Regions from separate parts of the Homo sapiens genome. Here region 1 is linked to region 2. A link is a loop called in an ENCODE intact Hi-C map of the cell type or tissue named here. Cell type or tissue: heart right ventricle. All regions are shown on one strand. Links, peaks and the distances in the headings refer to the core of each region. The heading gives the core; the rest is flanking DNA.

Region 1 (16,556 bases), core at 4,481-12,480, 110 kb before region 2:
GATTTAAGAAATCAGGGGTAATTTCAAAGAAAACATAGCATTTGTCCAGAATCTTGAAGGACAAACAAGATCTTGACTTGTTTGAGATCTTGACTTATCTTGATCTTGATAGAGGGGGAAAGAATATTCAGGCAGTGGGAAAAGCATAGTGGTGAAAGAGTGCAGAGCCTATTTGAGGACTGGTGAATAGTCCCATGTAGCAGACTCCGGGGCATGGGGATAAGAGGAGAGTGTGAAGTGATGCAATGGAAGATGAGGGTGGGAAGGACATTGGAGCCAGATCCTTGAAGGTTTCCTGTTAACCAGAAAGACTCAGCGTTTGTTAAGTCTTTTAGGGTTCAGAAGGTTGGGCTCAAATAGGCAATATGCTGGCATGGAATCAAAATCATGGAAACAATTAAGGGGAACAAGATAAAACTTATTCTTCTCCTGCCTAGACCTTTATTCAATCCACTATCTGGAGGTGTTTGTAACCTCTAACTTTCCAGCCTCCTCTTGCTTTATATCTTCTTTCTTGGGCCATGAGGCCATTTCCAAATTTTCTTAACCTGAAGTTCATCTGATTCCTAGGCTCTGGAGTCTCTTTGAATGAAGCTTATTATCTCCCACCACAAACCTGCTTTTGGTTGGGTGTGGGGTGCAAAGGAACCAGGTGGTGGACTGGGATTGTAGCTCACATACATGTTTTGCTAATGTGTGCCAGTTCTCTGGCCCAGAATGCCAGTTTCAGTAGTTCATGGTGATGGTACATGGCTTTAACAGTGCCAGCCAATTCAGCAAACTCCTTCACACCTTTTATTTTGTTTAATTATCCTACCAATTATCAATTGGTATAATGCAATTATCATCAGCCCCATTTTACAGAATGTGAGACTGAAGCATGTGATAGTAGCTGAGGCTGGCTTGGGACTCTCATCTTCTGAAGCAAGCTAAAGATTGACTGTAGAGGGAAGGGTTATCAAAGGAGTGACAGGAGGGAGATCCTCATTACCTGAGATTTTAGGGAAGAAGTTGTTCCTTGAAGCTTGGGGCTTAAATGCAATAAAGGGATCGTTTATAAGAGAAAGTCCCTGTCACTTTGAATTGTGGGTGAAGGTAGAAGGGCTCTGAGATCCAAAATGAAGGTCCTAGACAAGCAGAGGGCAAAGCCACGGAGTCTGAAAGCAGTGGAGAAGTCCTTCCTTTCATTTCTTCCCCCCTAAATCTTCCAGCACAGGACTTCCCTGCTTAAGCACCTTCCTTGTCTCCCCATTGCCCATAGAAGACAGTGCAATGTCATTAACAGGGCACTGAGAGACACATACAGACTACCTCCAAGAGATATTTCCATTTTTATCTCTTAGATGCTCTGAGTTTTTCACTTGGTACTTGCATATATGATGCATTTTACCACTTCTTTGCCTTTGCTCATGCTCTTTCTTCTGAGGAAAATGCCCTTTCCCCTTGGTTCCTACTTGTTCCTTTATTTATGCACTTATTCACTTAGTCAATGAGCGAATAAAATACCTATTATACGCCAAGCACTCCTCTGGGCACTGGGAATACAATAGAAAACATCATAAAATATCAATAGTCTCTGCTTACATGGGGGAAGGTGGAAAGTATTAAACAATCACACAAATATATACAGACAAACTCTAATCAGGGCAAAGAAAAAATAAATGGTGCAATAAGATATTGTGCCACAAAGTCCTAGTTATGCTGGGATATCAAGGAGGGCTTTTCTGAGGTGGGATATTTAAATTGACCCTTAAGACCTCTGATACCATCAGGACAGTTCAGGGACAGAATCTTCTATAAAACTGACTCCAGAGGCTGGTTGGAGTATTGGAAGTCACAGACCCAGTGAGAAGGCGGGTTGCGCTAAAATCGGAATCTTTCCCTCCCTCCTGGCCTCCGCAGCAATTCCCAAAATAGGAAGCGAAGAGAATTGTGTTTGTGTTCGAAGCTGAAATTATTCTTGTTTCCCTCCTCCCTCCAAGCTACCCCTGCCGGTATGTTTCTCACCCATCTCAGTATTCATTTTAGAGTCATAAAGAGCCTAACATGAGCATCTCCCATGTGCCAAACATGTGCTAGGCACTTGATGTACATCTTCACATTAAATCCTTACAGCAATGTGCTGAGGTCAGTATTACAGTTCTAATTGCATAAATGGAGAAACTGAGGCTCAGTAAGGTTAAGAGATTTGCCAGTTTTACACAGGTAGTTGCAGAGCTGAGATTCCAGGTCAGCCAGTCACACCCACTTGTTCTAGCACTGCTCTCTGGAGCACGCAGAGCACATCTGCTTCCTCGCTTGCCCCCGTAGCCCCTCAGCTTTGAAGGCAGTAACCTGGCCTACCTCCAAGTCATCTCTTCTCCAGGCCAAGCTCCCCAGCCATTAGCTTTTATCCCAAGGATGTCAGGTTTAGAGCCTTTTTACCCCTAGTTGTTCTTCTTCCACTGGGATCTTGTTTGTTCCTTTGGAGAGCAAATCTAGGCATGCTACTCCAGCAAGTAGATTCCTCCCCCAACTCCCACTGACCTGCATCTAAACACCAATACCTCACTAGAGCTAATAAAGCCTTGTGTGACTGACCTCTGTCTGCCTCTCCAGTCTTACATTTTAACATTTACCCAACCACTATCTCCTCTACCACCCCTCACCCTAACACTCTGCACTCTGAACTTTCTGATGTCCTCCATTCTTTCTTACTGCTCTTCCTAACCTATCTATTCCTGTGCCTTCAGTTAACTGACTCCCATTTATTAGAGGTTAAGTCTTCATAAGAAAAGTCTGCTCTGATCATGTGGGTTATGGTGAATGTTCTTCATCCATGCTCACATGACCCCCATGTATTTTAGGTCCTAGCTCTTGGTGTGCTGGTTTGTGACTGTCATCTTATATATGACTCCCCCATTGTGAGCCACTTAAAAGCAGAAAAATAGGTTTGACTTTCCTTTCTTTACATTCCCAGTGGCATATATTAGGTGTTCAGTGAAAACAGAGGAAAAGAAGGAAGAAAGAAGGGAGGGAGGAAGAGAGAAAGGCTCAAAGAAACACATGGCTCTTGGAGGGCTCACAGTCTTATTGACACATCTTGGGAGAAGGAAACTATCCTAATGACATGTGCACATATACACACACACACACACACCTTTTGTCCCACCATCCTTTTCTCTTATGTATTCCTGGTAACGATTCTGATAAGCAGATATTCCCATTCTACAGATGCCAAAACTAAGGCCTAGCAGAGGTTCCTTAATTCAGAGATGAAATAAATAGACCTGAAATTCAAGTGATATCAACATTCATTTGTTCAATTATTCATCCATGCATTACACATGCTTTGGTACCTCTTCTGTTCCATATTTTGTGTTGGCCACTGGGAAACAGGAGAATCAGATTTATTCCTGACCTAGAGAAAGTCTAAAGGAGGACAAGGAGAAGTGAAGCAATGCAGTACAATAGTCATAGCCAAGTAGAAATGTGTGCAGGGTGCTGTGTGAGCAGCAAGGAAGGGGCAGGAAGCTTTTCCTAAGCAGGAGGCATTGAAGCTGGGTTTTGAGGGGAAAATGGGAACTTCTCAGGCAGACAACAAAGGTGAAGTACATTCTAAACAGAGGCCTTGGGAAAAGAAGAAGGAGAGAATCAGGAAAGGTGATTGGTAAGGACTTGCACCTTTAAATCACCAGAGTACTCAGTCTGCCCCAGCTGACCTTTCCCCTGGTGTTGGAGTCTAGCCAACCTTGGAGTGTGCATAGGCCTCCAGCTAGGGCTGGCTTACTTAGCAGGGGATGTTGGTTAATTATTTGGCACTGTGTTCCAGCCTACTGAGCAGTGTTAGACATAACAGAGGGAACCAGAGGTGATAGATGGTGATGGGAAATCAAAATTGCTTCTTAGAGTTTGCTTCCTGACTGTGCCTACTGTAAAACACACTATTAGAAGGAAGAAAATATTTGCTCTATTAATAAATAAACATGTAGTGAATAGTTAGATGTATTAGAAAACCAAGTCACTTCTAGAATCTTGGGAAGTCTGGTGCCAGAAGAGTGGTACAAGGAATAAGAATGTTTTCTATCGAATAGTCCTGGTATGTTTGGTGCAATGCAATGGAATGAAAAGGTCCTGGGCTGGGACCATGAGACCTAGGTTTGCATTCTATCTCTCAAATTCATTAGGTCAACTCTGATGCCACTTAGGCAATGTGGATGCCAAAAAGGCCAATGTGATCAAAGTCTGTGTTAATAGAAGTCTAATTATAAAACAAGGAGGGATATATTTATTAGTCAGAGTTCTCCAGAGATACAGAACCAGTAAGATGTGTGTGTGTATGCTATAAAGAACTGGGCCATGCAATTATGAAGACTGACAAGTTCCAAGGCCTGCAGTCAGCAAGCTGGAGTCCCAGGAGAGCCAATGGTGTAGTTTATTTTGTTTGTTTGTTTATTTGGAGGAATCACAATACTCAATTGTAATAACTACTGTAAAGTTAATATAATCAAGACAGTGTGGTATTGACAAAGACATATACATTTAGATCAATAGAGCAGAGTAGAGAGTTCTACCCACACAAATATGGTCAATTGATTTTGAACAAAGATGCAAAGGCAATTCAATGAAGAAAGGATTATCTTTTCAACAGATGGTGCTGGAACAATTGGACTTCACATAAATCAAATCATATAGCATGTGCTCTTCTAGGTCCGATTGCTTCCTCAATATATTATTTTTTAGATTCATCCAGATTGTTGCATGTATCAATAGTTTATTCCTTTTTAGTCTTCTTTAGCATTCCATTGCTCATAATATACCATAATTTGTTTATCCATTCACCTATTTGAATTGTTTTCAGTTTTTGGCTTTTCTGGAAAAATATGCTATCATCATTCTTGAACAAGTCTTTTTTGTGAATATATGTTTTGATTTCATTGGATAAGTAGCCAGGAATATAATTGCAGAATCAATTATATAAGAAACTTCCAGTTTTCCAAGGTGTTTGTATCATTTTATAACTCCTCCCAGTTTTGTCCAATTGCTCCATACCTTTGTCAATACTTGATATTGTCACTCCTTTTGAGTTTTGTTACTCCAGTGAGTGTTTAGTAGTATTTCCTTATGGCTTTAATTTGCATTTCCCTAACAAGTAATGATGTTCAACACTTTTTCATGAGTTTATTGGACATTCAAATATCTTCTTCTGTGAAATGTCTGTTCAATCTTTTGCTCTTACCAAAATTGGATCGTCTCTTTGTTATGGATTTGTATGAGTTCTTAATATATTTTGGATATAAATCATTTGCTAATTATATTATTGTCAATGCTTTCCCCTGTTGTTGCTTGCCTTTTCACTTTCTTAATATCTCTAATTTTTAAAAATTTTAGATTCAGGGGCACATGTGCAGGTTTTGTTACATGGATATATTGCATAATGGTGAGGTTTGGGCTTCTAGTGTACCCATCAACCATAGAGTTAATGTTGTCCCCAACAGGTCATTTTTTAACGTTCCCCCTCCTCCCACTCTCGCAGCTTTTGGAGTCCCCAGTGTCTGTTATTTTCATCTTTATATCCATATGTGTCCATTGTTTAGCTCCCATTTGTAAGTGAAAACATGTGGTACTTGACTTTCTGTTTCTGAGTTATTTCACTTAGGAATATGGTCTCCAGATCCATCCATGTTGCTGCAAAGGACATGATTTCATTCTTTTCATGGCTGCATAGTATTTCATGGTGTATATATACCACATTTTCTTTATCCAGCCAGCCACTGATGGACACTTAGACTGATTCCATGACTTTGCAATTGTGAATTGTGCTGTGATAAAAATATAAGTGCATGTGTCTTTTTGAAACAATGATTTATTTTCTTTTGGGTAGATGCCCAGTAGTGACATTGCTAGGTCAAATGGTAGTTCTATTTTTAGTTCTTTGAGAAATCCCCATACTGTTTTTCATAGATGTTATACTAATTTACATTTCCATCAACATATCCCTTTTCTCCACATCCACACTAATATCTGTTGTTGTTTTGCTTTTTAATGATAGCCATTCTTACTGGTGTAAGATGATATCTCAATGTGGTTTTAATTTGCATTTCTCTGATGATTAGTGATGTTGAGCATTTTTTCATATGTTTATTGGCCACTTGTATGTCTTCTTTTGAGAAATATCTGTTCACATCCTTTGTCCACTTTTTAATGGGATTGTTTGGTTTTTTTTCTTGTTGAATTGTTTGAGTTTATTGTAGATTCTGGATATTAGTCCTTTGTCAGACACATATTTCGCAAATATTTTCTCCCATTCTGTAGCTTGTCCGTTTACCCTGTTATTTCTTTAGCTGTGCAGAAACTTTATCATTTATTAAGTCCCCTAATGGTATAGCTCTAATCTGAGTTCAAAGGCCTGAGAACTAGGTAGAGCCAACTATAGTTCCAGTCCAAAGGTTGACAGGCTCAAGACCTAGGAACAGCTGATATTTCGGTTGGAGTTTGAAGGCAGGGAAAAAGCTGGTTTCCCAGTTCAAAATCAGGGAGGTAAGAGGAGTTGCCTCTTATTCAGGGAATAATATTCTCTTATTTAGCCTTTTGTTGTATTCAGACTTTCAACTGATTGGATGAAGCCCACCCACATTACGGAGGGCAATCTGCTTTACTCAACAATAAAGCATAGTTTAACATTTATCAATTTAAGTGTTAAACTCATCCAAAAATGCCCTCCCAGAAACACCCAAAATAATGTTTGATCCAATATTTGTGTACCTCCTCATAGCCAGTCAAGGTGACACATAAAATTAACCATCACAAGGAGTGATGATGCCTCTATATTCTGTACCAGTTATAGGTCTCTGGGGAACCCGATATTCAGTTCAGATCTTCAAACCTTAAATGAGAGTGTTTTCTAAGGAAGTCCCAGGGCCCAGACAGTACTCAGAACTATAGCACTGGAGTCAAAATAACCTGAGGATAACAAATAGAAAACCCAGAGAAAAGACCTTATCCTTGTTCCATGTAATTTCTTGTTTCAATTTTTCCACCTGTAAAGTAGAAATAATAATTGTGCTTACTTAGAATGGAAGTTAGGAAGGTTGAATTAGACAATCAGCATGAAAACACACAGCACAATGCAGAAGGCAGCAGAATGGCTTTGTGTGGCTACATGAGGGAATACTATGATTGGAGAGCAGAGCTTAAGAGAGCCCATTTTAGGCTCAATAGAAGAACCATTTGAATCAAGAGTGGGGTTACTATCAGCTTTCTTAGGTGGCAAGATCCCCATCACTGGATGTGTGTGAGCAAAAGCTGGACCACCTATTGGCAAGAACACTTTAAAGAGAACAGAAACACCATACATTGGTGGATGGGCTAAAGCCTATTAAGAGTCTTGCAAAGAACTCCTTACAAATAAAAGTTCTTCCCCTTCTGGAGCTTGTTTTTCCTCCAATGTCAAATGCAAACACTGGACTAGAAGATTTCCAGGGGCTCTTGTAAGTCTAGCATTCCTTGGTTCACACTTTGCAACTTTCACCAGAACTACTGCTGTAGTCCCCAAATTGGCCTCTCTACCTTCAACCTGTATCTGTATCCCCCACAAATCCACCCCTTAAATCCATTCCCAAGTCCATGCTGCAGCCGGAGAGACCTTCTTGGCATATGACTCTGGCCACTTCCTGACCCTGCTTAACACTTTTGATGCTTCCTTATTGCCCTCAGGATAAATGCCAACCTCTCTAGCCTTTCTCAGAGAAGGGCTGCTTTACACTGGCATTCAAGGCTCTTCAGAATCTGGCCTAATGACCCCTTTTATCACTCCTTTTCATGCACCCAGCATTTTAGCCACAACTAAGCACTGGTTATTCCCCAAAACATAACAGATTCTTTCACACTTCCATACCTTTTTGTCCTGTTTTATTTTTCCAGAATGCTTTATCTCCTTATCTGCCTCCTTATCCTTCAAAATCTATTTTCAATATCGTCATCTCTAGGAAGCCTTCACTGACCACCCAGGCTGATTTAGGAGAAAACTGTCTGTACGAGCCTCTTTCACACAGCAGCAGAGTTGTCCTTCTTCAATATTTCATGAAGCTTTGAGGGCAAAGACAAGCATCCAGTCCATTGTATATATTTTTAATACTTGCTTCCTAATTGAAGGAAAATATATTTCCATGATGCAGGCTAGCTTCCTCACTCCAGGATGTGGAATATAGTGACTTTGTGGGGTTGCCATTATGACAAATCATTTCCTCTGCTTGCCAATCAATATATGTCTATTCAAGAAAAACACATGAAAAAATAAACTTAAAATGCTCAAAAACTATCACCGTTGCTATATTGATGTATTTCTTTCCAGGCTGTTTTTTGCATGCATATTATAAAGAAGATGTCAAATATCTAGTATTTTTCTTACTCTTTTTTCTCTTAATATTACAGTATTAGAATTTTCCATGTTAATATATAGTTGTTCATAACCATTGTTTTTAAGACTAGATAATATTCCATCAAGTAAATAAGTAAGTAAATAACTGTTTGGTTGAACGTTTAAGTGCATATTTTTTCACCATTATAAAAAATTCAATCACAGGCATCTTTGTGCATAAAGCATTTCTCTGTGTTTAGGATTTGTGTCTGAGGATCAGTGTCTGTGGCTGTTTTTATCTTGTGAAAATCAGGGCCTTTATCTAGAATCTGCCTGTGTTTTCTCCCCCAAACCTCCCAGACCAAAAAAGCAAAAACTGACATCAGTGCCCTAAGAGTCACTTAGTGCAATGTTTCATGTATGGCTCCCAATTAAGGCAATATGCCCCTTTTCAAATATGGCCATAAATATTTTCCTTCGGTGAAGTAGATGCCACGGAGATAATATTGATTGCAAATTACAGCCTTTGTAATTAACTAATTTACGCAGCTGGAAGATGGAGCTGGTGAAATCATTTGCTTCTGAAGGAGAATGGTGGCCTTTCCAAATTTGACTATCAGATATGAATTTGACCTAATCTCGGGAATGTTTCCGGCTGGAAGATGGAGCTGGTGAAATCATTTGCTTCTGAAGGAGAATGGTGGCCTTTCCAAATTTGACTATCAGATATGAATTTGACCTAATCTCGGGAATGTTTCCGGTAAGACTGCAGACTCTCAGGTGCTTAAGAAGTCACTGAGGCTCTGGACAAACAGGAACGTATTAGCTTTTTGCCTACTGACTACACAGCCTCCACCATTCACCCAAAATGGATCTGCATCTCCCAGGTGCATCTGCAAGCACACAAAAACACACACTGGGAAGGGGTATGAGCTGAGGTTAGTCCTAGGTGCTGCACTTTCTATTCCTGACATATCAGGATGTGTGGGAGGGAGGCCAAAGCTGCAGCACCAGGCTGGGCTTCCAGTCCTGTTGCTACTGTGGAAGCTGGCTCCAGACAGGTGGGGGCAGCAAAGAGCCAGCCTGTATGGTCAGCTGGGATTCTAGTTGACCAAAGCTGTTGGGAGAACTCAAGCTCATCAGTGTGGCAAGTTAGACAACTTGATCTGGACACATGCATAAATGGAACAGGGGTCCAGATACCCACAGGATTAATACTAATAAACCATTTTGCTTAAGCAGCAAAACTCGGTTTATATATTGAATGATAGAAAATTATTTTATTGAATCCTCTCCATAAGCACACCCATTTGATAAATAAAGAAACTGAAGTTCAGGCTAGTTAAATAGCTTTTTCCCAAGTTCACACTTGGGCCCTAAATGTCAAAGCTAGTGATTAAACAGGTCTTCTGACTCCATGGAGTGACAGGATTATGTTACGTTCTTTGTATCCACTATCTCATTTGATTCTGGAGGCTAGTCAACCAGGTACCTTTTTAAGTGGATAGGCTGAGGCCTAAACTTAACAGAATACCACTATTCCAGTGATAAAGGATCTTTAGGGGCAGGAAATAGCAACATTCAAAATGTCATACGTTGGGAGAGGGGTGGGCGCTCATCTCTGGCTTTCATAAAGCACTTGGGCAAACACCCCTCCTCATTTTTTTTCCCAGTTTTTCTTCTTTGTGCTCAAACTATTCTCAAGTATTTACAGTTCCTAGAATGGACTAACTTCTATTTCATTTCCAGGCTTTTGCACATGTTGGTCCCTCAGCCTCAAATGACTTCCTTCACACTTGTTGATCTAGTTAATTCCTATTCATCGTGACCACCTTCGAGGGCATTCTCTAAGCCCCTCCTTGCCTAGACAGATGTAGGTATATCTTCTGTGCTTTCACAGTGGTTTGCACAAACCTCTATCGTAGCATGTATCATACTACTGCATACTATGATATCTTTTTCCTTCATTAGATTGTGGACGCTTTACAGACAGAACCATATCTTATTCATCTCTCTGCTGGGCACATAGTTGGTGTTCAAACATTTGTTGAATTACTGTATGTACACATGAAGAAGCATCTTTCAAGATTCTTACAAAAGTTCAGAGGGTACCAGAGGTTTCTTATTGATTATAGGGACTAGTTACCATAATCCTTGAGGGAAATGAGAGTTGACCCTTAAACCTGAGGGTTACAGGCTGGCATTTCCTTGCTCTCTTTAGAAACATGATAAGTTTCTTGCCTTTGTAGTTATCTGGTTAAAAGGTATTTCAAATTCTTATTATACCTCATTCAACATATACCTATTCCTTATCTTATTCCTACAAGTACCTGAATGTAGAGGCCAGGCCCCACCACAGTTCTGTTTGAGTTACTTTTTAGATTGACTTGGCAAAGCAAAATCTGGCTGTTCTGCCATAAAAGGATGATCTCAGATATGATCAAGGGACTTCAAATCGTATCTGCCCATCCAAAAAGCAACAGTGCAACTATTTCAAAGGTTACCTTTAGTCCTCAACTTGTATACAACCTTCTCCCCAGCTAACCACTGCTAATCTGACATAAGCATTTAACTGTAATTCTATATAGCAAAATCCATAATCAACAGAGCTGGCGACATCTCTGTCTAGCTCTCTGTCTCTGTCTGTCTGTGTCTGTCTGTCTCTCTCTCTTTCTCTCTACACACACACACACACACACACACACACACACACACACACACACACAAAACAGTTCCTCAATAAGTGGCCAAAATCTGCCCATGTTTTGTTTAGTTTGAGCAGCTAATGCCAGAACAAAGGTAATGAAATATATTAATTACATTAGAGATATTTTAGAGAACCAAGATTTGCTTTCAGAAAGAGAGACCACATCTGACTGAGCTAAGTTGATAGCAACATGCAGATAATTAACAGCTAATAACATTAGCGTTGTAATTAGAACTGCCTTGAACTCTTAACCCATCTGCCTTTCTGATTTTGAGATCCATACAGTGAAGAACAAGATGATCGTTCTCTTTCTTGATTTGCCTGGATGTTTATAATATATTCTCTCCCAAATAAATATTACTAACTGCTATCTTTCACTTTCTACCTACTGTGTGCCAGGTGCTCTATAGATACTGAGTATATGAAGAATATATTATGCACTCAACCCTTGAGGAATTAAATATAGTTTACTTCTCTCAAAAAACTTATCTGGTAGGAATTATGACACCTATTTTTTTTTAGATAAGGAAACTGAGTGAAGTCACTTGTTGAAAGCTACCGAGCTGGTTAACTAAGCACAGATTCAAAATTAGTTCCTACTGACTCCTGTTCTTTCCATCATACCACACTGTTCTACAAATGGCCATTATTGCTATTACCTTGGTAATTTACTCACCCTGGTTGAATTTCTGGTATTCAACTCACTGTTCTGTTTAACAGTGAAGGAAAACATGAAAGGGAAAATGTAACTAAGCATGAGGTCAAGTACCCTACCTGTTTGTTTGAAAAATTCACCATTATTGTTGGAATAATCAGTCCCTGGAGTCCCAACAAAAGATGAGCAAATGATCTGAACAGACATTTCTCAAAAGACATACAAATGACCAAAAAATATATGGAAAATGCTGAATGTCATTAATCATTAAGGAAATTCCAATGAAAACCACAATGAGGTATCATCTCACCCATGAGGGTGGCTATTATTGAGAAGACAAAAATAATAAATGCTGGAAAGGATGTGGAGAAAAGGGAACTCTTATACACCGTTGATGGGAATGTAAACTAGTACAGCCACTGTGGAGAACAGTATGGAGTTTCCTCAAAAAAGTACAAATAGAGCTACTACATGATCCAGCAATCCCACTACTGGGCATTTATCCAAAGGAAAGGAAATCAGTATATCAAAAAGACATCTGCACCACCATGTTTATTGCAGAACTGTTAACAGCCAAGATGTAGATCTAGGTGTCCAACAACAGATGAATGGATAAAGAAAATGTGGTGTATATACACAATGGAATACTAGTCAATCATCAAAAAGACTGACATCCTGTCATTTATGGCAACATGGAAGAAGCTGGAGGACATTCTGTAAAGTGAAATAAGCCGGGAACAGAAAGTTAAATACCGCATGTTCTCACTCATATGTGGATGCTAAAAAAAAAAAAAAAAAAAGTTGATCTCATACATAGGGAGAGATTTGCTACAGGATACAAGATTACAGGTAGATAGGAGGAATAAGTTCTAGGGCTCTATGCCACTGTAGGATGACTATAGTTAACAATAATAGTTATATAATTTCAGCTAGAACAATGATATTGAATGTTTCCAGCACAAAGAAATAAGTGTGAGATGATGGATATGCTAATTACCTTGATCTGATCACTATATATTATATATATCAAAATATCACTATGTTTCCCATGAATATGTACAATTATTATATGTCAATTAAAAAATATTTTTAAAAAGTAGCAAATGAGCAGAATTCAGTGATGGGAAAATAAGCAGGAAGTCCTTAAATGTTAATGTTAGCAAGTAAATTACACCAGTGAGGTTTAAACTCTTGGCTGAAGATCAAGAGAAGAGCAAAGAGATTCAAGGTCCCAAGGAGGAGGTTGACAGGGAACTGGGGGACAATCAGTCTCTGGCTAAAACTACTTGACAGCAATATTGCTGAAGGTGTTGCTGAAATAACATCATGACAGGATTTTGCCAGGGGATTCAAAAATACCCAAATCTAACCTCATCTCAGCCAATTCTCCCTGGCAACTCCTTGAGGCAAATATATTCACAAGAGAGGAGAAGTTAGTTATTATTATTATTACCTAGGATTTTGGCTCCAAATCCCAGTGCATAACATGACTGAGCTGAGCTGAACTAAAATGAAGGTCCTTTTCTCCCAGAGCCCTCTCCTGAGCCTTGATTTGAAAAAAAAAAAAAGCTACCCAAAATGTCTCCATCAGAGCCAGAAGAGAAGGAGCAAAGAAGTCTACACAGGAAGAATAGTAAGTCTAGTACTAGGATCCACCTTACCCAATTCTGCTCCATCACCAGTTATTACTTTCCACCAAGGCTTCAAGGAAGGGAAATACACAAAGTCTGACCCATGAGAAGCAAAGCAACACCTTACTCTTAGCTGGAAATTTGAGCTCAAACCCTAGTGCAGAGAGCCCTGGTGGCCAGGTTGTAGATATAGTAAACAATAAATGAGATAATACGTGAGGCTTCCATCATCAAGCCTAGGCTCCCTTTAGATGAGGTCAGCCTCCTCCTGGGAGCCTGGAATCACTTCTCTCTTCTCTTGAACCTCAACCAAGAGTCCAGACCTCCCTAATGCCATGTGCTTACAAATCTGGACATCTAAGAACAACCTACTTGATTTTCCCATTGCTTATTTCCACTCATGAACTGAAGTTTTTTTGTTTTGTTTTTCTGCCAGTTCATCTCACAAGCCTGCCTGTATTTCTCTAAAACAATATGACACTGTTTCTTCTTCATATATTGAATTCATGTCTCTCAGCAGACATTACCGTCTTTTAGAAACTTCCTAATCCACTCCCTCTGACTACCTCACTTTGCCTCCAATCTGGGTTAGGTGCCTCTTCTGTGTTTCAACAGCCCCCTTGTCTTCCGTCTCTCAAAGCACTTATCACTCCATTTTTTTTATTATTATTATACTTTAAGTTTTAGGGTACATGTGCACAACTTGCAGGTTTGTTACATATGTATACATGTGCCATGTTGGTGTGCTGCACCCATTAACTCGTCATTTAGCATTAGGTATATCTCCTAATGCTATCCCTCCCCTCTCCCCCCACCCCACAACAGTCCCCAGTGTGTGATGTTCCCCTTCCTGTGTCCATGTGTTCTCATTGTTCAATTCCCACCTATGAGTGAGAACATGCAGTGTTTGGTTTTTTGTCCTTGCGATAGTTTGCTGAGAATGATGGTTTCCAGCTTCATCCATGTCCCTACAAAGGACATGAACTCATCATTTTTTATGGCTGCATAGTATTCCATGGTGTATATGTGCCACATTTTCTTAATCCAGTCTATCATTGTTGGACATTTGGGTTGGTTCCAAGTCTTTGCTGTTGTGAATAGTGCCGCAATAAACATATGTGTGCATGTGTCTTTATAGCAGCATGATTTATAATCCTTTGGGTATATACCCAGTAATGGGAGAATGTTTTTCTCCCAGAAATGAAATCCTTAAAGGTTGGGAATGTATCTGATTCACTGCTGTTTCCCCAGTGTTTAGCCCAGGATTTGGCACAGAGCAGACTCTAGAGAGTGTTTGATGAATAAATAAATTAAGAAATTACTGAGTTTGTCTAGGCCAGCGCAGTGTTGTCCAGGAGCAGGTGGGGGAAATAGGAATATCTGATCCAGAGTCCTTATTGTGAATTAAGAACCTCCTAATCTACTTCCTCCTTCTGTTCATGACCCATAGCCCCAAAATGACTATTCACCTAAAATCATACTCATCCTCTCCCCCATCACACAGCACGAATTCCCTTTTCTAAGACTTCAGATATTCTGAATCCAGCTTTGTAGTTTTCACTGGACAACTTTCAGCCTTGAGAAATATGCCTCTTGGCCTGACTCATCCCTGGGAACTTCTGTCCATTTTGATGCCCACAAAGACAATTCCCCACCTGTAAGATCCCAGCCACACAACAGACCCACACTTATTATCTGTCTCAACTTCAGGTAGTGGCCTCTCATCATGTTTCCTGACTATGCTGCCCTGACTTCTGGATGGACCTTCCTGAGTTTGCCTTTCTTCCTGAACTTCCAAGTCACCTCTCACAGTTACCCAATCCCTGTGTAAGACCTTGCTGAACGGTTCCTTATCTTTCATCTCAGACCCTCTTGATGCCTGCCTCTTGGGCTGTGATCAGAGATAGCCATGCCCTGGACACTGCTGTGTCAACCCCTCTAGCAGGAGGCTCTAAAATCAGATCCCACCCACTCCGTACATACCCTATCTGTTGCAACACAATGTGCTCTTCCTAGATATGCACCCAAAAGCCACTCTAGTAGAGAGGGTTGGACCTCACAGAAACCAGAGTTGGGCAAGACAGAGTAGAATCAAGAAGACAGACACACATAACTAGGAAACGGGGATCCTAGAATAGAAATCAGAGAAGAGGGGGACTTAAAAAAATACTAGTTGAAATTGTAGATCAAATTTTCAAGAGCAGGATGTACCAATCCAAGTTGCTCATTGAGTTTGAAATAAACCTAGAAAGGTAAAGTGAGAATCAGATCTTAGACCCTAATTATCAGACCAGAACATTTGAATTTGAAACAGTTAAAAATAGGAAGCCACTGTAAATGCTTGAGCAAAGCTGTCCAGGAACATACAGAAGGCACAAAATTGGGATTCAGAAGGCTTGAGTCTGAGGTCCTGGCTTTCTCACTAGAGGTCTATGTGACTGTGGGCAGTTCTCCTCCCCAATCTGTCCCAGATAAACTATGTACCAATGTTGAATGGTCTTAGCAGTTCCTTCGGGCCCTCAGATTCCATGACACACATGCGTTTGACCTGAAGAACTTGAGTTTTGCTCCATCTAGCATCCACCACCCCCACCCCCACCCACTACCTTGCACTCCCAATCTGCTGAGAATCAGAGCTCCAGAGGAACACCTATTGTGTCCCATCTGTTGGCGACAGAGCCAGAGAGAGGAATGCTGTGCCACATGTGCTCTTGTTTATTCCTGATACTTTCCAGAGAACCAGGGATGGGGGAAAAAGGGAGGGAGGAAGAGGCCTCCACGCAGGATCAGTTACAAGCATTGTTGTCCCACTCCATATGTAGACACTGGACAAGCACAGCAGACAATCAGCATGTGGGAAAACCTGGGCCTTTTACCAACTAGCATCGTCCAAAGGTCAAATTTGAGACTTGGAATTTAAAAGGGAAACAAATAAAATAAACGAGCAAGCAGCTCTGAACTGGTTGCCTCAGATGAGAGAACATGAGAAGACCACATCCCTGCCCTTTGTGCTAGTCAGTATAGGCTGGGCTAGGCCATTAATACAGAAAAACTCCCAAATCTCAGTAGCTCATCACAGTAAAGTTCATTTATTTGTTGAACACTAATAAATTTTGCCAAAGCTGAAATTTTGAATAAAATAATAGCTTCCATCTACTGAGTACCTATTTATGCCCAGGACTATGCTATACACTTTGCATAAATCAGCTCCTTTTTACACACGAA
Region 2 (16,556 bases), core at 3,564-11,563:
GGAAGGGATATGTGTGGAAAGCCCACACACACTAAAGCTTGCTTCAGAGCCTCAGGAAAGGGAATGGGCCCCTTCCTGGGGGGAGAAGGGGAGCCTTGAGTTGGATTGGAGCTTTTAGGATTCAGAGAGAAAGGAGGAAGCAGAAAAGCAAAGAAGAGGAGGGAGTAGCACAGATGGGGCCAGAGCGAGTATGACTGAGAAAAGGAGGTGGTTCAGGAAAAGGAGGTTGGAGAACAAAATGGGAGCCACATCCTCAAGAGCCTTGGGTTGCTGTGGAAAGGTTTCCAGGAAGGAGGATGTACTCCAGTTTGCATTTTAGAAAGTTCATTCTGGCTTCAGCGTGGAGGATTGGAACAGGACAGGCTGGAAGCAAGAAGATTGTTAGGGTGCTGCTTCTGGGGTCCAGGCAAGAGGAAATAAGGACTCTCAGAGAAATTATGGGGAAAGGGAAGGGAGAGAGGGAGAAATTATGGGGAAAGGGAAGGGAGAGAGGGAGTGAGAGAGGGGTGACAGGAATGGAGGGGCAAGGGCACAGCTTGCTTTGGAGCTCGGTGGGCTGGGGAGAGGGTTGGTTCCATACTCGACCCAGGCAGGCAACACCGTGCAGATCCAGCCCCGGGGGTGAGCAGCAATTGCTGGGATAAGCCCATCCGTGTGCTCTTTGGGCCTGTTAATTAGCAGGAACAGACAGAATGTCAAATGGGACTTTCCTGACATAGCGGTGCCTGGTGCTTATCTCCCTGATTGTATGCAGACAAGTCACATTTAACACCAAAGGTTAATGACTTCCCTGGTAAGACAAGGAATGCTGGGACCCACAAACTCACACAGATGGGAACTGACAGGCTCACCCCAAAAGCATAAGAGGCCATTAAAGCACTTGTTCAGTTGGTAGTAGCATCACTCAAGGCCCAAGCTAGTCTCACCTCCAATATGTAGCATTTTCCAGCATCTCTGAACCTCAGGGCTCTCCTCCTTTGCTGATCCCTGCTCCTCCACAGCCCCCCAAGAGTGCAGCCCAGCCTTTGTCATCCTCCAGTCAGTAGACTCTGTGGATGCTGACCATGGGCTGGGCTGGAGCTGGACCCTGGGACCTGGAGGTGGATCACCTGCGGTCAGGCCCTGGAGGACCTCCAGTCAAGGGTGATCAGGGGTGAGCAGTAGGGGCAGACAGACAGACAAGGATGCACAGTGCCAGGAGTGAGGCGTGTCCCAAAGAGGAGAGATGGAGAAATCCATGTGAGAGGTTTGTCACTGGAGGCTTCCTAGGGGAGGTAATGTCTGAGCTGGATCTTAACGGATGTGCAGAAGCTCCATAGGTAGGCTGGTGGGGTGGCGAATTCCAGCCATCTTTCAAAGAGCTGCCTTATGTCCTAATAATGGTTTTATATCTGGTTGTAAAATCTGTAATGGGGTAGGGAGAACCCAGTCTTACTCATCTTTAGGTCTTCCCAGCGCAGGGCCTATAGGCAAGGTATGAAAGCATGTTGAACAGGAAGGCTCCTGGTTTCCCTGCCTCCACACTGAAAGAAAAGAGGGACAGAGGGGAGCAGGGATGGAGAATGAATGGAGGTTCCCCTAACAAGGACCCTTAAATCCAGTCTAACCAGTCTTTCTCCTGCTGGTAAACCTTCCATGGCTCCCTGCTGTACTAGGACAAAGCCTGGCCTCTTAGCTCAACTGGTATCCAATCTGGCCTTTGTATCTGGCATGTGATCACCTGTGAGCCTTCCCTCTCATGCCCGCCTTCCTCTCCACAAGCAAACCACCCCACGCTCTGGCTCCTGCATTTCTTTGGGCAGCCCCAGACAGTTCCCACCTTTAGGCTTTTCTCTCTGCTTCTTTCTCAGCTGGGAAAGTTAGTTTCCTCCAGTGAATACATCCTCCATGGCACTGTAAGTACAGTAAGAAGCCCTTCCCAGGGGAACTTCAGAGCTCAGAGTCCCACACAACCCCACTGTGCCTCAGGTAAACCTCAGTGCCCTCCCTGTTGATGTGAATGAGTGTTCATATTTCTCCTCCCTCCAAGGCAGGGGAACCGCATTTCTTCATAGTTGCAACTGCTGCTTGTGAGAGGCCCTGTGGTGACAGTGAAAGTTCAGTCTTTCCAGTCGGATTGCCACTGTTGGAGACTTGAATGCTGTCTTCATCACCCTAGGAGCTATTTGACCTTGGCAACATTATTTAATCTCTCTGTGCCTCTGGTTCCTCATCCGTAAAGTGGGTCTGTGTACAACAGGACCTATTTCATGGGGTTCTTGCAAAGATTCAATTGGTTAATTATTCAAAGCTCTTAAAATAATGCCTGGCAGGCCGGGCATGGTGGCTCACGCCTGTAATCCCAGCACTTTGGGAGGCCAAGGTGGGTGGATCACGAGGTCAGGAGATCGAGACCATCCCGGCTAACACGGTGAAACCCCGTCTCTACTAAAAATACAAAAAAATTAGCCAGGCGTGGTGGCGGGTGCCTGTAGTCCCAGATACTCAGGAGGCTGAGGCCAGAGAATGGCGTGAACCTGGAAGGCAGACCTTGCAGTGAGCTGAGATCATGCCACTGCACTCCAGCCTGGGTGACAGAGCAAGATTCCATCTCAAAATAATAATAATAATAATAATAATAATAATAATGCCTGGCAAATAGTAAGTGCTCACTAAAGGTTAGCTGTTGCTATTTAATTTGAAAAGTAAAGTGCAATGCAAGAATATTTGGGGGGTGGGGAAGCCCAAAGTTATAAAGAAATATCACTGCCTCTCAAATAACTATTTAGATTAGTGTATGTGTTTTTGGTTTTCTATTCGGTGTGTAGGTGTGTAGCATATCTGTTGTATACACACACTCACAAGATATGTACACATAAATATGACATTCTCTTGAGTAGCCTGCTTTTCTCACTTAACAACATATACAAACACTTTGGTAAACAAGTAGTATTTTTATCTGTCTTTGTAGCCACAAAGCCTAGCTCAGAGCCTAGTACAAGAATAGGCATTTCGTTGAACTTCGTGAAAGGAAAGGCGGAGGTGAAGTGGCAGTGAAGCAGGCTTGGAGCTGCACTCCAGAGAGTCACTGATAGCATAGTAGCTATCACTGTGGAGGGGAACCTTATCCAAGTAAGAGCCCTTCCTTTTAGTGATAGAGACCCAGAGGCCGGAGAGGAGAAGGGACTTCCATGAGGCCACTCGGCCAGTCAGTGAGAAGGAGATAAGAGTCCAGCCAGGCCTGTGTCTTTGTCCTCAGGCAATATGTGGCCATCCTTCCCCTCTTCCCTTCCAACTTTCTCACCCTGGTCCTGCCTGACTTTGCAGCCTCCCCAGGACTGAGTATGCAGGAAAGGCTGGAGCAGCCATCCCCTGATTGGGTCCCAGACAGGGAGGCCAAGGGAGGCAGAGGGAGGTGGCCAGTGGGGAAAAGTCACTGGCACCAGAGAGACTTATTTTCTGTGTCACTAGTGGTGGCAGGTTACCTCTCAGAGGCTATCGTATTTTGGAGGCTTTTCTTCCTGAAAGAAGGGAATGAGCTTTAGGCTCAGCCCTTCCATTCTGTCCCACACTTGGTAGCCCAGATAATCCCTTGAAAACAAGGCTGTAAGCATGACCTCCCTGCCTAGAAGATTTCAGTAGGTGCCATTGCTGGCAGAATGAAGTGTTTTAGAGCAGGGATCTTCTCTAGGGCCCTTCCTAGAAACCCACCCAACCATGGCTCTCCCTGTCATCCCACTGTCCTTCTCACTGTGCCTCTGGGCCCTTGAATATGCTGCCCTCTGCCTGAGATGCCCTCCCACATCCCTGCCTTGTCTCAGAATCATTGTGGTTCATCAAGCCCCAACGGCTCCTCTCATTCACAATGGTCAATCCCTCTTCAGGGTCCCTGCAGTCCCTGACACAACCCTTCCAGCCCCAGCTCTCCTTCATTGCTCACATCACCTGCCCTGGGTGTTATCTGGCCCATGCACAGAGAGGCACCTGAGGTAGCAGGCTGAGCAGAGGGCAACTCTTTGAGCCTGGGTGTGGGCTGGAAGATCCAGGCAGTTTTCCCACCAAAGGTAACCCTCACTCTGGATTCGGTTGTGAAAGAACACAAATGTGTGATTTTTATCCAAGACCCTGGAAAATCCCATGTTACCTTGGAAAATCCTTTCACCTCTCTCTAAGCCTCAGTTTCCACATCTGAAAAATGGCAACAATACTGCCCACATCACGGGGTTAAATGAGTGAATGTGTAGGAAACACTTAAGACATGGAAAGTGCCCACCCAATGTTCTTTTCCTCCCCTGCCCCTTTCCATTCAGAGAGCATCACTCTCAGAGTCACAAAGTAAAATATTTATAGGGGCCAAAAATGTGGCCCCAAACTCAAATGAGACAACAGAAATCACCCCGGTCAGGCATGTGAGAACCTGATAGACAGCTTGGCATGGCCCTTACTTAAACACCAGCTGAAGTGTGTCACTGCCAGAGTCTGGTGTGGACTTCATGACCTGAGACCTCACATTGGCAGTTCCCATCAGCCGCTGTAGAGAAACACCCAATTCCCAGCCCATGGAGCTTGGGCTTATGTAATGATAGACTTCACCACAAAGCACACTGAGCCTCTGGGAGTTTTTCTGAAGATTAGTCTTTGTCACTGGTGGTTTTATAATTCAAGAGGCTATTTTGACAGAGCACTGGGATGCCCAAGAGCAGCCCAGAAATTCTTTCTGGAAAATGATGCCCAAGGCATGTGTTGATTAGCCCAAGCACATGGCAGAGTGTCAATGGAAGCTCTCTCTTCTCATCCCTTGGCAATGCTGTTATGGCTCTGAGTGGGGCTCTGAGCTGCCATTTCCCACAATTGCCCAGTGCTGGTTAATTTCTTCTTACTAGGCCAAGACTTAAGTCTTTTTCTTTTCTGTTTTTGTTGTTGTTGTTGTTGTTGTTTTGGATATAGGGTCTCACTCTGTCACCCAGGCTGGAGTGCAGTGGCATGATCTTAGCTCACTGCAACCTCCGCCTCCTGGGCTCAAGCGACCCTCCCACCTCAGCCTCCCAAGTATCTGGGACTAGAGGCACTCTCCATCATGCCCAGCTAATTTTTGTATTTTTAGTAAAGATGGGGTTTCACCATGTTACCCAGGCTGGTCTCGAACTCCCGGACTCAAGCCATCCATCTGCCTCAGCCTCCCAAAGTGCTGGGATTACAGGCATGGGCCACCACTCCCAGCCAAGTTAACTCTTTAGGCAAGTTCAGGACAGGAAGGAGAGCCTGGGAGATGACTGATTTCCTAGCTGGGGTGCTTCACTCAAGAACGACCTCAGGAACATGACCAGATGGCTCAAAGTTTTCTCTTTAAGTGACTATTCCGGATGTCAGAGGCTGACCCTCAGAGCATAGACAGCTTGGATACCATATCCAGGTAACAGCTCTGGATTCAGATGTGGGAACCCCAGATAGTCACTTCATTTATTAATGCACTCATCATTTAGTCATTGATGCATTCATTTATTTAACAAAAATTTATGGAGTTAGCTCTTGGATTTTGTCGTCAAATTTACTATTTTTCTGTTTTCTAACTTTTTTTATTTACATTTTTACTACTTCTTTCCTACTGCTTTCCACAGGTTTCTTTTTGGTTCTTTTTCAAATTATGTACTTGCAGCTTTCCATTAGTTTGATAAATTGTTTTCTTATTTTCATTATTTTCTAAATATTTTGTAGTTGTATTTTTTTATTCTTTGACATAATATTTTTTAGAAAAGTGATTTCAATTTCCATGTGGCAGTTAGCTGCAGCTATTCCTGTTGTTGAAACACTGTTCCTTATTTCTGGTTTTAGCAGTTATATTTTGAGAATGAAAATTGTATATCTTTTTATCATTTGGAATTTACCAAATTCATTTATGTTTGTAGAGTAGAAATTGTTACATGTCATTAAGTAAACTTTATTATTTTTCAAATCTTTTTCCTTACTTAAGTTTCCTTTTGGCATTTTTCTTCATCTTTTAAAATATCTAATACATATAAAATAATATAGGTCCATAAGTTATAAAGCATAATCATATAATGAACACTTGCAAACTCACTACCCAACCCCAGAATTAGAACATTACCAACATATTTCTCAATGCCCTATCACTTTGTTTACCCTGGAGTTAAGCACATCATCAGTTTTGTGTTGCTCTTTTTTTGCTTTTTAAATATACTTTTTAATTGCCTAAGTAGGAATGTCTGAAACTGGAAACAACCAAATTCACTTTTTATTGTTCTCTATGTATGCCATGTAACCTCCTGCTACAATTTCTGTTGCTTTCTCCCTGAATTTCTAATATTTATTGCTTTAAATTGGAATGTTTTGTTGGGTGCAATAGGTTCATCACTGTTCAATCTTCAATATAAATTTTGCTTTTTATCAACTTAACACCATCAATCTCTTCCTTGTTAAATAATTTTGCCTCAAATTCTGCTTTGTGATTAACATTGTCACCTCTGCTTTCTATTTAATTGGGTGTGCCTAAAACATTTTGGAAGTTTAATTTTTAACATTACTGTGTAATTTTGCCTGAGATGCAGAAGAAGGTAATGTTTAAGAAGTTGTGCTCTGAGATCAGACTGGATTTAAATCTCATTTCTACTATAAGTTAGCTGTTTGACCTGGGCAAGTTACTTAGCCCCCTATGCTGCAGTTGCCAAACCTGAGACCCAAGGGTAATGATATTTCTGCCTCATATGTTTATTGGGAGAATTAGATGAGACAATGTATGTGAAATGCTTAGTACAATGCAATACACATGGCAAGTATGCAATAAATGTTAACAATTTTTATGAGATTTATCTCTTGTAAGTTGCACATAATTTAATGTTTTCATTTTAGCTTGGGAATTTTTGTCCCCTAATAGAATAATTCAGACTGTTTACCATCATTTCATATCTGCTGTTTGACTTTGTCACCCAATTGTATACTTTCTCTTTTTTATACATTTTTTGCTCTTAATGTTTTCTCTATTTTTTTAATAAACTGTTTTTTATTTTTAAAATTAATATAGAAGTTTAAAGTACTCTTTGTAAATTCATTCCCTAATGCATGCTTTAAAATGTGTGACATACAGTTATAGTCGTGTGCCACATAATGATGTTTTGGTCAAAGATGGACTGTGTGTACAACAGTGGTCCCATAAGATTATAATGGAGCTGAAAAATTCCCATCGCCTAGTGACAGCGCAGACATTGCTATATTGTAGTAGAAAGCATTACTCACATGATTGCAGTGATGCTGGTGTAAATAGAGCTACTGTGCTGCCGGTCATATAAAAGTACAGCACATACAATCATGCGCAGGACGTCATAGTTGATAATGATAATGAATGACTGTGGGATTGGCTTATGTACTTCCTACACTATACTTTTAATTATTATTTTGGAGGATACTCCTTCTTATACAAAGAAGTTAACTATAAAAACACCCTCAGGCAGGTCCTTCAGGAGGTATTCCAGAAGGCATTGTTATCATAGGAAATGACAGCTCCATGCCTGTTATTGCCCCTGAAGACCTTCCCGTGTCACAAGATGTGGAGGTAGAGGACAGTGATATTGTTGATCCTGACCTTGCGTGGGCCTAGGCTAATGTGTGTGTTCCTGTCTTAGTTTTTAACAAAAATGTTTAAAGAGTAAAAAAAACTTAACAATTTTAAACATGGAAAAAAGCTTATAGAATAAGGATATAAAGAAAGTATTTTTGTACAGGAGTACAATGTGTTTGTATTTTAAGCTAAGTGTTATTAAGAGTCAAAAAGTTAAAAAAATTAAAAGTTTATAAAGTAAAAAAGTCATAGTAAACTGAGGTTAATTTATTATTGAAAAAGAAAAATATTTTTAACAAATTGATTGTAGCCTAAGTGAACAGTGTTTCTAAAGTCTACACTCGTGCACAGTAATGTTCAAGGCCTTCACATTCGCTCACCACCGCCAGTTCTTCAAGCTCTGTTTTATACTGTAAGTGCCCTATAGAGGTATACAATTTTAAATCTTTATACTATATTTTACCGTACCTTTTCTGTTTAAACATGTCTAGATAGATCACTTTTTGGCCTTTTGGCAAGATCAAGTGTAGATATGCTTAGATACATAAATACTTTCCATTGAGTTACAATTTCCCGTAGTACTCAGTACAGTACCATGCTGTACAGGTTCATAGCCTAGGAGCCATAGGTACACCATACAGCTTAGGTATATAGTAGTGTATACCATCTAGGTTTGTGTAAGTACACTCTGTGCTGTTCGTACAACCATGCAATTGCCTAATGAGGCATTTCCCAGAACATATCCCCATCCTTTAGCAATGCATGGGTGTGTATCTATATTTCTCTAATTATCAGTTAACAACAAAGCAATAATTTTTTACTTCTCTTTATACAACATAGAATTTTATATGTTTTTATTTTTCTTGATATCCCCTTCAATGCTTGATAACTCTTTTTTTCTGATTCTAGTGCTAAGGAAAATTCAGAGATGGGTTTTTGTTTCTTAATTGCCCACCTGTTTTCCTACCTGTGTGTTCACATAACCCTTGAGGTTTATTTTGCCAAGATCTAGCTAACTATGTCTTTTTGGTTATTATTATTAACATTGCCTGGAACACTGATCTCTTTTCGGCTTTTGACTCAAGTAGATACTTGCTTTGTATCTGAAAGTCCTTTTTCCCTATTATGTATTTGTCACTTTTCTTTTTTATTTTATACCCCATCCCTACCAGGAATATTGATAATTCGAATCTAGACTTATTCTTTTCTTTTGTATCTATCATCTCCTTTCTTATCTTCATCTATGACCTCTTTTTCTGCATTCGTTGAGAATTGCTCAAATTTGTCCTCATCACTGTTTCAGTTTTCTGCAGTGTCAATTCTGTTTTTTCTCACTGCCATGGGAATTTTAATGTGGTATTTTATTTTGTCCCGACTTGCCGTATTGTCTTACTTTCAGCTTCCTTTGCATCTCTGCCTTTATCTTATCCTCCTTCCTTCTCTTCTTAGAAGCCAAGTCTTCTTGCATCTCTTGAAGAACACCAAGCAGATGGTCTCTGAAGCATTCTCGATTTTCTTTCAACTTTCTCTTTCTCTAAGTTTTTAGGGCAATGTTTCCTTTTTGCTGTAGTGTATCTCTTTAAAGGCCCATTTTTTGTTTCTTGGAGGTTTTATTTTGTTTTGCTTAATCATCTTTGAATAGAGCAGAGTCTCTGCAGACCTGGCATTTGCAAAAAGGAAGCTTAAAAGTAAAGCACTGTTAACCCCTCACTGTGGGATGTGCATCTCCAGATTTAGACCTGAAATTCAAGTCAAGGTGCCCTGCCCCAGTTCTGTTTGTGGGCTGATTTTGCCTGCCTGAAGTTGGTTTTACTCCAGGGTCAACTTCTAGATTTTCTGACTACGGAATCAAATGCAATTTGTACTTCCTCCTTGCCCAGAATAGTACCTAAAAGACCCTCCTTCCCTGCAGCATGCACTACCTCCAATGCACTTTCTATTTCATCCCTGTTTACCAGGCTTTTCTTTAAGTGTCCAGGTGTTCCTGGATGCCAGCCTATCCCCTACTTCCTGTTGTGCTGCATGCTTAGAGTTGCCATTTCTGAGTGAATGTTAAAAAAGAAGAGGCCAGGCACGGTGGCTCATGCCTGTAATCCCAGGTTTTTGCTTGGGAGGCCAAGGCGGTTGGTTCATTTGAGGTCAGGAGTTCGAGACCAGCATGGCCAACATGGTGGAACCTTGTCTTTACTAAAAATATAAAAATTAGCTAGGCGTAGTTGTGGGCACCTGTAATCCCAGCTACTTGGGAGGCTGAGGCAGGAGAATTGCTTGAGCCTGGGAGGTGGAGGTTGCAGTGAGCAGAGATCGTGTCATTGCACTCCAGCCTGGGCAACAGAGCAAGACTGACTCAAAAAACAAAAAACAAAACAAAACAAAAAAAAACAAAGAAGAAGAAGAGGGGAACATAGGGCCAGGGAGAGGGAGGGCAGTGCAGGACTCAGGCTCTGGCTGGCTCAGAAAGCAGAAGGCGGGTCGTCTAAACCGGTGGACTCCTGCTTTCCTGCTCAATGCATCCAAGGTTTAGGGACAGGACATGCAGGAAGTAAAGTGTTTTCACACAGTTTGGCATGGGGGTGAATAGTCAGAGGTGGAGTGCTGAAATTACCCACCCCCAAATTAGACAATTCATATGACTATTGTCATTTTGTGTTATTTTATGTCTTCATGAAATTTTTAATGGAAAGATGGGAGATGCCATGTTAAATATTACTAGTCAGCTACTATACCAATAGTATAACATTCAATGAAGGGTAATTTTATGTGCTTCATTCGTTCATTAACTCATTCATTCATTCATTTATGTCTATTTCCTCTAGTAGACTGAGAGTTCAGAATTATGGATTTTTATTGTTTTATTCAACAATAAAACCCAACAAAGGAACTGGCATCCGGTGGGTGCTCAAAAACTATTTGGTGAATGCACAAAACACACCCTCAGTATGAATCAAGTTATTAATCATCACCCAGTGCTGTTAATCATCATCCAGTGTATTATACATTAACAATTTTAAAGCATTTTAATGTCTATTATCTAACTTGATGCTAAAAACAACCTGGGTTGGATGTGGCTGTGTGTGCCTGTAGCTCCAGTTACTCAGAGGCTGAGGCTGCAGTGCGCCATGATGGCACCTGTGAACAGCCACTGCACTCCAGCCTGGGAAATACAATGAGATCTATCTCTAAAAAAGAAAAGAAAAAAAAAGGAAAAGAAAAAGAAAAAAAAGCCAATCTGGTATTAGGTAGAACATGTATTATTCTTCCCAGTTTATAGATGAAGAAACTGAGAACCAAAATGAGGCAGACACCTGCCTATGGTCACACAGAGTCACAGATAGGACCAGGAAGCAGTGTCCCCACCCCACAGGGTGGGTGTTCTCCTGGATCAGCTGCCTCTTCCCAGGTCTGAATGTGTGGATGAAAAGAGAAGCAAGAGAGGTCTGAAGGGGCAGGAGAAGGCTTCCTGGAAGACTAAGGCTGGCTCTTAAAGGGGAGGGACTGAGGAGGAGCATCCCAAGCAGGAGGCAGCTTGAGCAAAGATGCAGGTGTGGCCAGAGGGTCATGGGGAGATGGACCAAAGGCTCTTTCCCACCACTCCTGGGCTTGGGCATTAGTGCAAACAGAAAAATCCCCCAGAATGTTCACGCTGCACTTCAGCCAAGAGTTTTGATCTCAGCTTATCTCTGATGCTACAAGCCCTTTCACTGGCACTGTGTTCTCGTTGGGGTGGGAGGAGAAGGGAAAGAACAAAGATAGTGGAGTCAGACAAACCTGGCTTTGAAGCCTGACTCCTCCATTTACTGCAAGACCTGCCATGGACAGTATTCATCACCTCCCTGAGACTCAGTTTCCTGCCTTGTATAAATGGGATAATAATTACAGACTTGCTGACTTTTCTGGGGATTAGATGAGGTAGTGTATATGAGGTCTGTGGCACATGGTGGGTGATCAAAACTTCTTAGCTCCCTTCCTTTCCTTCTTGGCTCTTTTGTGGGTAGATAAGAGATGGCCCTGCACTTGGGATGCTGAAATAATCTTGGAACACAGCAGAGGGACATGCAGATAGTGTGGCAGCCAGTTGAGACCACACATGCCCTCCTACCTGTCAGGTCCACACACTGCCTTTCTCAGAAGGGGACATCATTTTACATTTCCCTCCTCTGAATGTTGAGGCTAATTTCCTCTTAAGTGAAGCCCTTGATAGCTGAGCCTCCACATATGGCAGACTTCCCTTGTTTGCTGTCAGAACAAAGCCCCATGCTCCATGCAAATGCTGTGCATTTCAATTGTGCTGTGCAGCCCTCTCCTTGCTAACCATCCTGGAAGAAGAGCACAAGGAGCATCATGGACAGGATACTGTCAGAGGGAGCCTGGATGTGCTGGATAACTTGCTCCAGCTTCAGGAACTGCCCTACAGACATTGCCCCAAATAGCTGGATTCCTGGGAGCCAAAATGGAGGGAACCTATGAGCAATGTGCAGGCATTTGATAGACTCTATTGTGTGTGAAATTATCTGCTGGGCACCTTCTAGGTGGAGGCAAGGGGAAGGGAAAGGGGCACAGAGGAGTTAATAGTGTCATTAACATCCGGGTGCAGTGGCTCATGCCTATGATCCCAGCACTTTGGGAGGCCAAGGCAGGTGAATTGCTTGATCCAAGGAGTTTGAGTTTGAGACCAGCCTGAGCAACGTAGTGAGACTCTGTCTCTAAATATATATATATAATGTATATTTATATATGTATATGTATGTATGTATATAAAATAAAAATAGTATCATGAGAGTGCATGGTTTGGGTTATCCCAGAGCAGACCCTGAGACAAGACCCTGAATGCAAGTAATTTTTTTGGAAAATGAGAAAAACCAGGAGGAAATGGGAAATAAGATAGAAACGGGAAGGAAGCCAATCAAGGGTAAGTTACTGAAAACTTCACCCTTTGTGGACAACTGAGGTTCAATGCTGCTCACTCTGGGAGACAGTGTAGAATATGCCTTGCAATTATCCCCAACAAAAGGTAAGAGAGCCAGGGTAATTTATTCACAAATTCTCATCAGTCATTGATTGAGAGCTGTTGGATTGGGGAAGAAGGTGTAAATTCTTTGGCACCTTTGTCTTGCCATGTATATGGACAGAGTGGATTCCAATGGCCAGAGAGAGGCATCAGGTACAGATGCTGGTAGTTGAACATCAGGTTGCATGAGGTGGGCTGATGGAATATGGGCATGACAGCAAACAGTATCTTGTACAGAGAAAGACACAGACATAAATGTAAAAATGATAATATTCAAACGATAATTAATTGAGTGCCTACTATGTGCCAAGAATTTTATATTCTTACAGCATCGCCACAAAGTAGGCATTATTGTCCCTATTTTACAGAGAACAAAACTCAGGGGCTAAAAGGGTCTGTATCATGCCTAAGACCACAGAGCATTAAGCAACCTAGCCAGTAGGCAAACCCTTGCTGCCTGACTCCAAAGCCTGGGTCCTATGCAGAGCTCCCCCTGAGACAGGATAGAAATGAAAGCTGAGCCCCACATGCTGGGACAATGTCTGGCTGTAGGACCAGAATTATGGATGTCCTCCTCCTAGAGGCAGGCATGAGAGACCAGGAAAATCTTTGGATGTAGAGATGCAGCTAGAGAAATATATGGTCCACAGAGGATCCCCAACCTACTAGCACCAATGAGAGTTAAATTGTTTTAAAGATGTGGGGAGGTGATTCCAGCTTCTAAGGGCAGCTAGCAGTTTGGGATCAGCTGGACCTAGGTTTAAACACTGCTCTCCTTCCTATTTTTTTGCTCTGTGACCAGTTATTTAACTTCTCTGGGCCTTAGCATTCTCATCTATAAAATAGGACAACAGCATTACCTCGCCAGGGTGTTGTGAAAATGAAATGATGGTGTACATGTAACGTACCTGTCCCAATGCTGGGCACATAGTAGGTGGGACTTGAGGCCAGGAGACACTGCTCAGTTTCATGCCCTCTTCTTGGGCAAGGTTTGTCTCCTGTATGAGCCTTGGTCTCCCAATTCATCAAATGGAGATAAGAATCTGTGGCCCACAAGTACACAGGGCTGCTGTGAGCTGGGCAGGACTAAAGGACAGAAACATCACAGTGATCCAGCTCCCCATGTGAGCAGTGGAGGAGCTCAGGATGAGGACAAAAGGCACTTGGTTCTGATCTGGTCTCGGCCACCAACATCTCAGGTGGCCTTGGCAGTTTCCTTTTTCTTTGAGTCAAAATGTTGGTGTTGGGTAAGGAGGTCTTTGAAGGCTCTGAGCTATTGGGCTTCTCTCCCACTGTACCGTAGTGACCTTCCTCTTCTCATCTCCCTGCCAGGCCCATGCTCTGGTTTATCACCACCTTTCCCTGTCCACTCCAGCCTCTTTGCTGCTTCTCTATGCTTCCCTGCACCCTGCATCCCACTGATCTTTTCTTGGACTGGCCCCAAGCCTGGTAACCATCCTCAGTGCCCATGGCCTAGCTGAGGTCACCCCCAAACCAAGGCTTAGCTGTGTGTATGGAGGCAGATTTCCCAGAGTGGAGGGTCACCATGGCCTGGGTACAGTGGAGGGAGAACACAGTCCAGAGCCTGGGCTATTCCAGGCTCAGTCCAGCCATGGCCCAGCCTTAGGAGTCATTCCGTGACAGTAGTCATTTGGTAACTGGCCTTGGGGTTTGGTCTGGAATCCGGCTGAGGGATCCAGTTGTGACCAGAGTCAGGCTGGGTGGCTGAGGCTCAGAAGCTGCATATAACGTTTTTTTCTCAAATATTCAGCCACCTTTTCCATAAACCACCAGGAAGTTAGCCTCTTGCATCAACCCAGGTGTCAGGACATTTGCCCAAACTTCTTTAAGTGATTTCAGGCTCCAGATCTAGAGAGGTTTCTGTCACCATTCTTTCTGTATCTTTATTCTGGGTATGTCTCAAGGGCCAGAATTAATGGAGTAGGTGAATGGTTACATAGTGTGATTTCAGGGATACCAAGGAAGTTGCTAGAAACCCGTAATGCTATTTCTATCTTTCTGGTCAGTACTGAAATCTCTCAGCTATAGATCCATTCATCTGGATTAGTTTTTGAAGCACTGGAAAAATCACTGGACCAGAAGTCAGTAGATGGGGACCCAAGTCTCATCTTTGCTTCCTACTTACCATTGTATTACCACACTTCTCTCAGCCTCACTTTACCTATCTGTAAAATGGGAAAGATAATGCCTGCCCTTCAGAATTGTTATCTAGATTAAGTGAGACCTAGAGAGTAGAGCACTGGCACCTGGCAGGGGCTCCATAAACATCCCTTCCTTTCCCTAGCCTTTCTGTAGAAAGAACAAAGTGGATTCTCAGGGCGCCATGCTGGAAGTCACCAGCAGGTGGCAGCACGGGGCATTTTCATTCCTTCCTCTCCTAATGAACCAGGTGGTGCTTTGGTGATGTCCAAAGATGAACCCGGGCCGTGGTAAGCTCCCTGGCCCTTCAGAATAGTAAAGCTTAGACAACCTTCTGTCTTGCTTGGTGAAGAGCAGCTGAATCCTCTACTGGCAGGGGCTGAGTTGGTGACAGCTACAGAATATTACCCAGATATAGAAACATGTCAGCCTCACCCCTGCCCTCAAAGAGTCTGCAGTCTAGGGAGGGAGGCCTGGGTGCATGCAGTAGGCAATAGAGGGGGAGAAGGTGAGCACACAAGCTGTGGGAGTGAGGTGAGGGACACCCACCAGTGCAAAGGGTGTCAGCAAGGGCTTCCTCAGGGAGGAGGGGCCACGGAGAAGGAAGTCAGGGACACCGGGAGGTGGCTAAGATATTTCAAGGGCTACCCTTGATTCTGCGTGTTTGAAGCACAACTACCTCTCATTTTCACTACAGACCAAGCTATCTCTGTAGGCCACATTGCTGTAATTTCTATAAACTCCTCAACTCTCTCACTTTCTCACTCCGGTGATGCCTGATCTCCCAACAGATGCTGAGTGAAGCCCCTCCTGGAAATATTTGCATCTCCTCAGTCCTGTGTCCCGCTTTTCAAGTGAGCAAGCAGTTGGGTATTTCTTCCTGCATTGGTGACCACAGGTGGTGGTAGTAGTGGTGGGGGTGGTTTTATAAAGGAAAAGACATCAGGCAAGGAATCTAAGGCCCCAATAACTGTATTTGAAGCCCTATCCTCCCACTGTCCAGGTATGACCTTGGGCCTCATTTCCCTTTTTGTATGGTAAGGTTGACCTAAAGGTCCTAAGAAAGCTCCTAGTTTTAACATCTAACACCCATAGATCCTTCCAGGTCCTAGAGCCACCTGGCTGAGTGACCTTGGGAAGGTCACCAGCTCGATGATGTGGATCCTTCCAAGCTCAACGTGAGTGACAAGTGTAATAGTGCTTTGGAAAAATCTGTGCGATCACCTGATTGCTCACGTGGCCTCTTGGGGGTAAGTGGAGGCAGGTTCAGATGTGTGTGCATCCCCCACAGACCCTAGCTGGGCACCTGGCAGCTGGCTAATTGAGGGAGAGGACACAGAGAGAGATAAAATATCTCTAATATTTCGAATACCTCCTTTCCCAGCTGTCCTGGGACAGAAGAAGCACCCTGGCTCTGTGGGGCCAGGACAGGGTCAGGGCCAGCGCAGACAGCCTGTAGCATTAGAAGGCGGGCTTCTGCTCCTAATGAGAAGGCCCTTCAACCAGAGATGTTTAAAGATGAATCCAGGTGGCGCTGAACTCCCTGGCCATGCAGGCCAGTGGGTCAAGTGGAGTCCACTCTTGGTGAAGAGTGGGGATGGGGGTGTAGGAGGTTTAGGGGTTGGTGGTGGTCTAGGCTAGTACTTACCAAACCTGGCTGTGCTTAGAAACTAAAAGTCTGTCTTTGCAGCACCTTGGGGATGTGGCTTAAAGTTTGGTATTTTCATAAATGGGGGTGCCTTAAAATGGGTCCACCCACAGAATTTAGCTGTCCTCCTCTGAGTCCCTCTCACTGAGGCCAGTGTTCAAACTCCCATTCCAGCACTGCTCCCCTGT

What was found. Peaks named below come from ENCODE experiments on the same cell type or tissue, not always from the same donor. Only the 100,000 strongest peaks of a DNase experiment are listed, where the experiment ranks them.
Region 1: it touches region 2 in a loop (2.5-fold over the local background); 15 of 110 quality-filtered maps call a loop at or near these places.

Annotation. Positions count from the first base shown.
Region 1 is chr1:48,810,554-48,827,109 of GRCh38, reverse strand. The region is part of intron 6 of AGBL4 (AGBL carboxypeptidase 4); the gene reads left to right. Among named protein-coding and RNA genes, the nearest start is that of BEND5, 42 kb to the right of the region's middle. In heart right ventricle, for the core only: a CTCF peak has its summit at 9,390; a DNase peak (open chromatin) is centred at 9,409.
Region 2 is chr1:48,695,657-48,712,212 of GRCh38, reverse strand. The region is part of intron 6 of AGBL4 (AGBL carboxypeptidase 4); the gene reads left to right. Among named protein-coding and RNA genes, the nearest start is that of BEND5, 73 kb to the left of the region's middle. RefSeq lists a silencer at 2,958-3,314. In heart right ventricle, for the core only: no CTCF peak of the experiment used is centred there; no DNase peak of the experiment used is centred there; H3K27me3 peaks cover 813 bases.